2 separate regions of the Homo sapiens genome follow, and region 1 is linked to region 2. The links are chromatin contacts, found by Hi-C or POLR2A ChIA-PET in ENCODE. All regions are on one chromosome and are shown on one strand. The core of a region is the stretch at or near the end of the contact, and the rest is flanking DNA. Distances in the headings are between cores, read along the strand shown. Region 1 holds the start of SLC1A6 (solute carrier family 1 member 6). Region 2 has its middle 7.3 kb from the start of DNAJB1.

What was found. A loop is a pair of places that touch in the nucleus more often than their neighbours do. ChIA-PET counts read pairs that join two places held with the same protein, here RNA polymerase II (POLR2A).
Region 1: a map with no recorded cell type shows a loop between it and region 2 (16-fold over the local background). The contact joins the promoter of SLC1A6 here to the enhancer-like site in region 2. A Hi-C loop is called at or near these places in 1 of 37 single-sample maps with no recorded cell type. POLR2A ChIA-PET finds 5 or more read pairs at or near these places in 1 of 52 experiments (Panc1).

What each region holds. Positions count from the first base shown.
Region 1 is chr19:14,978,590-14,983,553 of GRCh38, reverse strand. It overlaps SLC1A6 (solute carrier family 1 member 6), which reads left to right and starts at 3,690. Exons shown (of 10, transcript NM_005071.3): 1 at 3,690-4,245.
Region 2 is chr19:14,508,478-14,513,793 of GRCh38, reverse strand. No RefSeq gene overlaps it. Among named protein-coding and RNA genes, the nearest start is that of DNAJB1, 7.3 kb to the left of the region's middle. Within about 2 kb of position 3,008, at least 14 of the 41 ENCODE cell types and tissues checked have a DNase peak (open chromatin) inside an H3K27ac peak, as active enhancers do.

The sequences.
Region 1 (4,964 bases), core at 2,441-4,940, 470 kb before region 2:
CCATACCTGGCTCATTTTAAAATTTTTTGTGGAGATGGGGGAGTCTCAATATGTTGCTCAGGCTGGTCTCAAACTCCTGGGCTCAAGTAATCCTCCTGTCTTGGCTTCCCAAAGCGCGGCTGGGATTGCAAGTGTGAGCCACCACACCCAGCTACCCCACAACCTTCTAGAGCTTAGAAACACACTGAGCACTTCAGCTTAGAAACGCTAGACAGCACTTCAGCAAAGTGCTCAGGACCATTTTAAACAGCGAAATCAACAAAAAACATGAAAGTTAGAAAAGTATGGCACTAAACAGGCCACAAATAGGATGCTTGTTCACTGTATGAGCTGAAACAAGATAACAGAGCATGGTTCTTTTGCACCTCAGCTACAAATGTTCACGCCGTGCAGCTCAAAATGTTAATCTCTCTGCAAATGACCCAGAAAAATGTCAGAATCTCCGCAAGTATTAATTTTGGGGTCACAAATACATGTTAGTGAGTGAGTGACTTTGCAAATACAGAATCCGTGAATAATGAAAATCAACTGTATAAAAATTCCGTTTCCTTTTGATGAAGGTAGCCATTAAAGCAATTTGAAAAAGTGTAAAACAATGTCACTCTTCTTTTTTTGTTCTTGTTTTGGAAAATACAGTTATTTTTCGTAAAAATATGCTATTTTATGTTAACATGTAGTAGGTTTATTTTTGTTATGTTAAAATGAATAAATGTTGAAACACTTTTTCAGTTTTAATTTCTGATACTGTAAAGATCAATAGCTATAACCTATATAAAGAAAAGCTCTTTGGGATCTCCCAGGATCTTTTTAAATTAAGACACAGTTTCTGAGAACAGTTTTAGATTTACATAAAAAATGAAAAGATAGTACAGACAGCTCCCATATGCTCCCTTGACTTAGTTTCACTTGTTATTAATATATTTCATTAGTATGGCACATTTGTATAATTACCATATTGTAATATTGATATATTATTATATTGATACATTATTAACAAAATGTTATTGTTACAGATAACTTTTTTTGAAACAGAGTCTTACCCTGTTGCCCAGGCTGGAGTGCAGTGGCACGACCTTGGCTCACTGCAAACTCTGCCTCCGGGGTTCAAGTAATTCTCTTGCCTCAGCCTCCCGAGTAGCTGGGATTACAGGCACCCGCCACCATGCCTGGCTAATTTTATATTTTTAGTAGATACGGGGTTTCACCAGGTTGGCCAGGCTGGTCTCGAACTCCTGACCTCTAGTGATTTGCCCACCTCGGCCTTCCAAAGGGCTGGGATTACAGGTGTGTGCCACCATGCCCGGCCAATATGGATACATTATTATTAGCGAAAGCCCATACTCTATTCAGATTTCCTAATTTTTTCCTTATATCCTTTTTCTTTTCTAGGATCTCACATTACGTTTTGTTGTCATATCTTCTTAGACTCCTCTCGGCTGTGACAGTTTCTCAGACATTCCTTGTTTTCTCATTTTTAAATTTTATTTTTTTTTTTAGAGACAGGGTCTCGCTCTGTTGCCCAGGCTGGAGTGCTGTGGCACAATCATAGTTCACTGCAAACTCAACCTCTTGGACTCAAGCGGTCCCAGATTCAACCTCTTGGACTCAAGCGGTCCTCCTGCATCAGCCTCCTGAGTATCTGGGACTACAGGCACCTGCCACCAAACCCTGCTCCACATGTTCCTTAATTTTTAATGACTGTTTTGAAGAGGACTGCGCAGGTAGATTATCGGATGCCTCTCTATTGAAATTAGTCTGATGTTTTTCTCATGCTTAGGCTTGAGTTATGGTTTCTTTGGGATCCTCCCTGATTGTTACGGGTGTAAAGGGCTTGCAAGGCCAATTGCCAGGGAACAACTGCTATTTTATTTACTTATTATTTTGCGTGACAGACCGAGGGCTCTGTTGTCTTCGCTGCTGAGTCTCCAGCCTCTAGCACATCCAAGTGCACAGTAAGTATTTGTGGAGTGAATGACCGTAAGAGGCAGGAGTTCAGGGGCAGCTCTAGGTTCAAGAAGGATGCAGAATCGTCTAAGCACAGTGAGTGACTGAAGCAGCGGAGTGAGAAGGCTGCAGAGAGGGGTTGCCAATGTGGTCCAGGGGAATCTGACATCTAGGACAGAGATTCAGCCTTAGCCATACATTGGGGAGCATTCAAATATACTGATGCCTGGGTCCCACTTCCAGGTATGCTGATGTGCTTGGTATAGGGTGTGGCTTGGGCATCAGATATCTTTTCTTTTCTTTCCTTTTTTTTTTTTTAGACAAGGTCTTGCTCTGTTGTCCAGGCTGAAGTGCAGTGGCACAATCATAGCTCACTGTAACCTCAAATTCCTAAGCTCAAGTGACCCTCCTGCCTCAGCCTCCTGAGTAACTGGGACTACAGGTGTGTGCCCAGCTAATTTTTTGATTTTTTTTTTTTAAATAGAGACAGAGTCTTGCTATGTTGCCCAGGCTGATCTTGAACTCCTGGGCTCAAGTGATCCTCTCTCCTTGGCGTCCCAATGTGCTGGGATTACATGCATGGGCCACTATGTCAGGCTGGCTTCAGAATTTTTAAAACCTCTCCAGGTAGTTTTAAAATACAGCTAAGTTTGAGAATCACCTATCTAGGAGTTGTTGCAAAGAAGCAGAGCCAGGGCGATGCATGCAAAGAATTAGAATTGGGGCATCTGTTTCCTGGCTGTGTGACCTTGGACAAGTTATTGAACCTTTCTGAGCACCTGTCCCCGCCCTGAAAATAGAGGAAGTGATATATACTTTATAGGAGTGTGTAGATTAAATATAAGTATTAATAAAAGAGCCTGCCTAGTTCAGGAGGTCGCCATCAACACTTCATCAACAACAACAACAATAATAAAAAACATTGAACGTGCACTGACTTTTTTTTTTTTTTTTTGACGGAGTCTCGCTCTGTCACCCAGGCTGGAGAGCAGTGGTGCGATCTCGGCTCACTGCAACCTCCGCCTCCTGTGTTCAAGTGATCCTCCCGCCTCGGCCTCCCAAAGTGCTGGGATTACAGGCGTGAGCCACCGTGCCCAGCCTGCACTGAGTTTTTATTCATACGACAGACCTGATGCTCAGATCTTTAAATGGCATTAGCTCTCAGGAGAGGCAGAAGATGTGGGAAGCAACCAAGTCATTGCCTTTCGAGAAGAAAAGTCGAGTGCACCTTGCCTGGTGTGCTCTAAAGACAGCAAAGAATAATATTAATTACAATAGGAACGACATTATCCATCTCCCATTTGCCCAGTGCTTCGCGCTGGCACGGAGCATTTCCAGCCTCACGCGCTTTAATTTTCTCAGCTTTAATTTTCTGTGGGGTCGGCCAAGCCATCTTCCTTGTTTAGCGGAGGAAGCCAGGCTCAGAGAGGGAGAGGAGTTGGCCCAAGGGCACACAGCAGCCAAGTGGCCAAGGCCGGAAGGTGCACCCGCAAGGAGAAGGGGGCAGCGGAGCCCTCTCCCTGGCTGTTGTTACTGGGACACTAGAGCCGCGCCTTCCCCAGGCCTCCGCCGAGGCTGCTGGAGCGGGTCCCGCGGTGCCAGGGCCTGTTCCCCGCGCTCCGCCAGGGATGCTGGGGCCTCCGAGGGCTCCGGAGGCGGTTTAGGGGGCGGGGGCGCGGAGGCGCGGCTCCGAGCAGGGGGCGGGGGCTGGATGCCGGAGAGGCCACTCACCCCCGCCCACCCCCAGTCCCCCTCCCTTCGCAAGCACGCTGTCCCCCTTCTCCCACACGGCTGCGGAGCCTGGGCTGGGCGCGGGGGAGGCGGAGGGCATCGCGGAGGGGATCCCGCCCCCTCCCCCGGCCGCTCGGTGCCCCCACACCCACGTGAGCGCAGGGCCGGCCCGGATCCCTCCCGCAGCATAGCGCGTCCCGGCTCCGCGCCGGTGCCTCCACGGTCCGGTCCCCGCGCCGGTGCTGCACAGTCCCTGGCGGGTCCCCGCGGCCCCGGCCGGGCGCTTCGCCGGGCTCCGGCTCCTGCATCCGGGCGCAGCGCGCAGGCCGAGGCGCGGGCAGGCCGCCCCCGCCGCTCCGGACGCCGGTGAGTGGGGACTCCGCGGCTCGGCGCGGGGACTCGGTGTGGCTGCGGCGCGGAGGTTGCGGGCAGGTGGGGGATCCGAGGCGCTGGGGTCAGGCGTGTGGGGCGCTCCCTGCGCCCACGTCCCCACTTCTCCGCCGCCCTTTGTCTCTGAGCTCCTGCTTGCCCCTTAGAGCCGTTGCCACCGCTTTTCTCCTGGTCGTTCTGGTGAGTTTCCTATCCCCTTAGTTATCCCCGGGTCTCCCTGCCCGTCTCCCCACCTCCCCAACCCGTGGCCTCCGCACACAGGCACGTTTCCAGCACCGAGCCCGATGCCTTGTGCATTTATAGGGCTCGGTTGCCTTCTCTGTCAGAGGGCTTATTTCACCAATTTCAGATGTATCTGATGTGGCTGAGGCTGCAGAGGGTCTGGGCATTAGTGTGTGTGTGTGTGTGTGTGTGTGTGTGTGTGTGTGTGTGTGTGTGACAGAGAGAGAGAGAGACTGAATTTGTGAGTGGGATCGCCGTCCTGAACAGGTGTGTGGAGCTGAATGTTTAAATGTGAGGATGATTTTGAAAGTCTGAAGTTTGTGTTTTGTGCCCTAAAGAGTGTGTGTGTGTGTGTTTCTGTGTGTAGGTAGGAATTGTATGGCTGTCACTGCCTCTGTAAGATTTAATTCATGAAGGGTAGTTGTGCAGAGCCACGAAGGTGTGTGTGGTTGTGTGCCTGAGGGTGTACATGAATGTGTATGTGTGTGTGCAGAATTGTATGACTGCATGCCTGGAATTGCATTTCTGAAGGTGTGGGTGGTTGCGTGCCTGAGGGTGTACATGAATGTGGCAAGTGTATGTGTGAGTGTGTCTGTGTGCAGAATTGTACAACTGTGTGCCTGGAATTGCATTTCTGAAGGTGTGTGGTTGTGTGCCTGAGGGTGTACATGAATGTG
Region 2 (5,316 bases), core at 1,759-4,258:
TCACACCTGTAATCCCAGCACTTTGGGAGGCCAAGGCGGGCAGATCACCTGAGGTCAGGAGTTTCAGACCAGCCTGGCCAACATGGTGAAACCCCGTCTCTATTAAAACAAAAAGCCAGGCGTGGTGCACGTACCTGTAGTCCCATTTACTCAGGAGGCTGAGGCAGGAGAATCACTTGAACATGGGAGGCAGAGGTTGCAGTGAGCAAAGATCCCACCACTGCACTCCAGCCTGGGTGACAGAGCGAGGCTGTGTCTCACAAAAAAGTGTCAAGCTAAGAGTTGCTTTCCCTTCCCACTGAAACAGTTGAAGCGCTGAAAACAGGCTAGGGGCAGCCCTGCCAGTCCAGGAGAACTTTCTGCAATGACTAGAACGTTCTATATACCGTTTACTTAAACATCTTACAAATTCAATAAAATTAGAATCAGTTCCTCAGTCCTGCCACACTTCAGTTGCTTAGCAGCCACACATGTATGTGGCCAGTGGCAACTGTTGGACAAGTCAAGTCTAGAGGGCTTTTCCCTAAAGACATTGCAGGGGTGACTTTGAAGAGCAGCCACATTAAGCCAGGAGACGCCAGCCCAATCAGGAGGTGACCCTGGAATATCAAGAGCTAAGAGATGTTTACCAAAGTATCCCACACGCCAAGGTCACATTTATTGCGGAACTGACCTGACCTCATTGGTGACACAAATCCCAGGGCTGCCATCCCCACCCCCAAGTCTCCATTATACACCAAGTCCCTGTGAACTTCATACTGAAGTGTCACAAACATAAAGGTGCACGAAGCCTTGAGGTATATACAATTCTGGGAACTTCACAAAAAACACGGCCAAGCAACCTACCAGGTAGCAGTGTGAGGAGTGGGACGGTGGGATTTTGAGGGGAAAATCTTGGTGGTAAAAGGGCCCAAAGACCTTTCACACATGCATTTTTTTGCTCAAAGGCCACTACTTGGCTTGTCTATCTTGGCCGGATATCTGGTGCACCCACATGCAAACTTTTCCCAAAGTCTTGGGCTTGTTTTTTTTTTTTTTTTTTTTCAGACAGAGTCTCGCTCTATCCAAGCTGGAGCGCGGTGGTGCAATCTCGGCTCACTGCGATCTCCACCTTCCAGGTTCAAGCAATTCTCAGCCTTCCAAGTAGCTGAGATTACAGGCGTGCGCCACCACGCCAGGCTAATTTTTGTATTCTTAGTATAGAGATGGGGTTTCACCATGTTGGCCAGGCTGGCCTCAAACTCCTGACCTCAAGTGATCGGCGCCCCCTCGGCCTCACAAAGTGCTGGGATTACAGGTGTGAGCCACCGCACTCAGGATTTTTTTTTTAATTTCTTTTTTTGAAGACAGGATTTCACTCTGTTGTCCAGGCTGGAGTGCAGTGGTAGGATCATAGCTCACTGCAGCCTCAAACTCCTGGGCTCAAGCAATCCTCCCGCCTCTCAACCTCTTGAGTAGCTAGGACCACAGGCACTCCACACCACAACCAGCCAATTTGTCTAATTTTTGTAGAGATGATTTGTTGATATGTTAACTTTTTTGCGGGGAGGGGGATGGAGTCTTGCTCTGTTGCCTAGGCTGGAGTGCAGTGGTGCAATCTTGGCTCACTACAACCTCCACTTCCCGGGTTCAAGTGATTCTCCTGTCTCAGCCTCCTGAGTAGCTGGGACTACAGGCACATGACATCACGCCCAGCTAATTTTTGTATTTTTACTAGAGATGGGGTTTCATCATGTTGGTCGGGATGGTCTTGATCTCTTGACCTCGTGATGTGCCTGCTTTGGCCTCCCAAAGTGCTGGGATTACAGGCGTGAGCCACTTCTACCTTCCTTTTTTTTTTTTTTTTTTTTTAATTTTTTTTCCTGAGACGGAATCTTGCTCTTTTGCCCATGCTGGAGTGCAGTGGCGCAATCTCGGCTCACTGCAACCTCTGCCTCCTGGGTTCAAGCGATTCTCCTGCCTCAGCCTCCCGAGTAACTGGGATTACAGGCGTGTGCTACCATGCCTGGTTAATTTTTTATTTTTAGTAGAGACTGGGTTTCACCATGTTGGCCAGGCTGGTCTTGAACTCCTGACCTCAAGTGATCCACCTGCCTCGGCCTCCCAAAGTGCTGGGATGACAGGCGTGAACCTGCGCTGGCCGATATCTTGATATCTTGATATGTTGCTCTGGCCCCAAGCGATTCTCCCACCTTGGCCTCCCAAAGCTCTGGGATTATAGGCTCAGCCTTGGGCTTTCTTTAATGGATTTATTTCACTTTTCCATGCTGCATCTCTGATCAGGTCTCAGAGCTCCTTCCATGACAGGACGTGTGCAACTGACTCATTCTTTGACCCACCTGCATTACAATACCAGCAGTGTTTTTTTTTTATAATCATAGAACAGCACTCAATAGGTCCATTTGGCCTATGGTGAAAAGCCGAGTCCTCCCATCCTTCCCCTGGCCCTGAAGTTCCCCATCCTACTGCACCACTATAGACACTGGCATTGGCATCACAGATTTTTTTTTTTTTTTTTCCTTTTCTCATTTTTGAGACAGAGTCTCGGTCTGTCGCCAAGGCTGGAGTGCAGTGGTGCAATCTCGGCTCACTGCAACCTCTGCCTCCCAGGCTCAAACGACCCTCCTGGCTCAGCTTCCCTAGTAGCTGGGATTACAGGCGCGTACCACCACGCCCGGCTAATTTTTGTATTTTTAGTGGAGACAGGATTTCATCATGTTGGCCCAGGCTAGTCTCAAACTCCTGACCTCAAGTGATCCGCCCACCTCAGCCTCCCAAAGTGCTGGGATGACAGGCGTGAGTCACTGCACCCGGCCTTTTTTTCCTTTTTTAAAAAAACCATTTTTGTGCTTCCTCCAAGAGATGAGTCTGTGCTTACATAAGCATAAACACAATTTCTAAATTTTCAGTTTTATTTTTTGACTGTGTAATCACAATACAACACTGGAAAGGATACAGAGAGTGAAAGTCCTCCCTCCCACCCTACCATCCGATTCCACACCCCCGAACTGGATACGAATGTTCCCCGTCTCTCCTGCGCCTTTCCTGAGATGCTGCGGGGAATACATTTTTCTTTTTTTACACAAGGAGTACATACTGTACACTCCGCTTTTTTTTTTTTTTTTTCTCACACAAGATGCTGTGAACATAAAGAGCTTCCTCATTCCTGTGCTATTCCCCACCTTTATTCTGGCAGGTCCACCCAGCTGGGTGTGAAGATCTAAATTAGTGTTTGGCGACCCCTGACTCCTCTCACATCGTTCTTGCTTCCGGATTTGAGTCCCAGTTTGATTGCTTGCTTTTGTTTTTTTTCTTTTCTTTTCTTTTCTTTTCTTTCTTTTTTTTTTTTTTTTTTTTGACACGGAGTCTTGCCCTGTCACCCAGGCTGGAGTACAATGATGCAATCTCAGCTCACTGCAACCTCCGCCTCCCAAGTTCAAACAATTATCCTGCCTCAGCCTTCCGAGTAGTTGGGATTACAGGCACCCGCCACCACACCCAGCTAATTTTTGTATTTTTAGTAGAGATGGGGTTTCACCGTGTTGGTCAGGCTGGTCTCGAACTCCTGACCTCAGGTGATCCACCCTCCTAAAACGTTAGCTGAGCATTAGCCAGGTGTGGTGGCTCATGCTTGTAATCCCAGCTCTTTGGGAGGCCGAGGCGGATGGATCACTTGAGGTCAAGAGTTCAAGACCAGCCTGGCCAACGTGGTGAAACTCTGTCTCTACTAAAAATACAAAGCTGGGCGTGGTGGCAGGTGCCTGTAATCCCAGCTACTCAGGAGGCTGAGGCAGGAGAATCGCTTGAAACTGGGAGGTAGAGGCTGCAGTAAGCCCAGATCCCACCACTGCACACCAGCCTGGGTGACAGAGCAAGACTCTGTCTCGAAAAAAAAAAACAGAAGAAACGGGAAACAGAAGTGCAGCTCTCATAGAGATGCTGTGACATCTGGGTGAGTTAGTGCATTTAGGAAACAAAAGAACATAGCGATGAAGAACCCAGCTTCTGGGGTAGGGGGGTGCCAAGTCCAAGTTCTGCTCACCACATTTCCTCAAACAAATGACAAAACCTTTCAGAGCCTCAGTTTCTTCCCATGTATAACAGGACTAATCAAACATCGCAGCCCCTCCTTTCTCACTCTTCTGGAGCTAGAACTCAGACAGCTAATCCCTGAGAAGCGCTTTATCCAGGCCAGGAATAGAGCAAGTGTGAATAACATTAGCAAATATATCTAAAGCACTTGGCAGAAAACCTGCCCCAGGCCAGGCGGAGCAGGTCATGCCTGTAATCCCAGCACTATGGGAGACCACCATGGGTGGATCATTTGAGGTCAGGAGTTCGAGACCAGCCTGGCCAATGTGGTGAAACCCCATCTCTACTAAAAACTGAAACATTATATCTAAAAGTCAAGCTGGGCCGGGCACAGTGGCTCATGCCTGTAATCCCAGCACTTTGGGAGGCCAAGGCGGATGGCTCACCTGAGGTCAGGAGTTTCAGACCAGCCTGGCCAGCACAGTGAAACCCCGTCTCTACTAAAATTACAAAAATTCGCTGGGCATGGTGGCAGGCACCTGTAACCCCAGCTACTCCAGTGGCTGAGGCAGGAGAATTGCTTGAACCCAGGAGACAGAGGTTGCAGTGAGCTGAGATTGCCCCACTGCACTCCAGCCTTGGTGACAGAGTGAAACTCTGTCTCAAAAAAAAAAAAAAAGGAAAGAATAAAGGAAATCTCAATGCACCAAACTTCCACTAAATACTAAAAATGGGCCAGGCGCAGTGGCTCACGCCTGTAATCCCAGCACTTTGGGAGGCCGAGGTGGGTGGATCACCTGAGGTCAGCAGTTCGAGACCAGCCTGGACAACATGTTGAAACCCTGTCTCTACTAAAAATACAAAAATTAGCCAGGCGTGGTGGCAGGTGCCTGTAATCCCAATTACTCTGGAGGGTGAAGCAGGAGAATCGCTTGGACCTAGAAGGTGGAGGTTGCACTGAGCCAAGATTGTGCCACTGCACTCCAGCCTCGGTGACAGAGCAACACTCTGTCAAAAAAAAAGAAAGAAAGAAAGAAAGAAAAAAAAAACACCTAAAAATGGCACAACACAAACAAGAAGCATCTATCTATATTCTCTATTAAAATCTAGGCCTTGGCTGGGTACGGTGGCTTGCGCCTGTAATCCTAGAACTTTGGAAGGCTCAGCTGGGTGGATCACCTGAGGTCGAAATCTCGCCACTGCACTCCAGCCTGGGCGACAGAGTAAGACACTGTCTCAAAAAAAAAAAACAAAAAAACTAGGCCTTAAAGAGCATGCACTCAT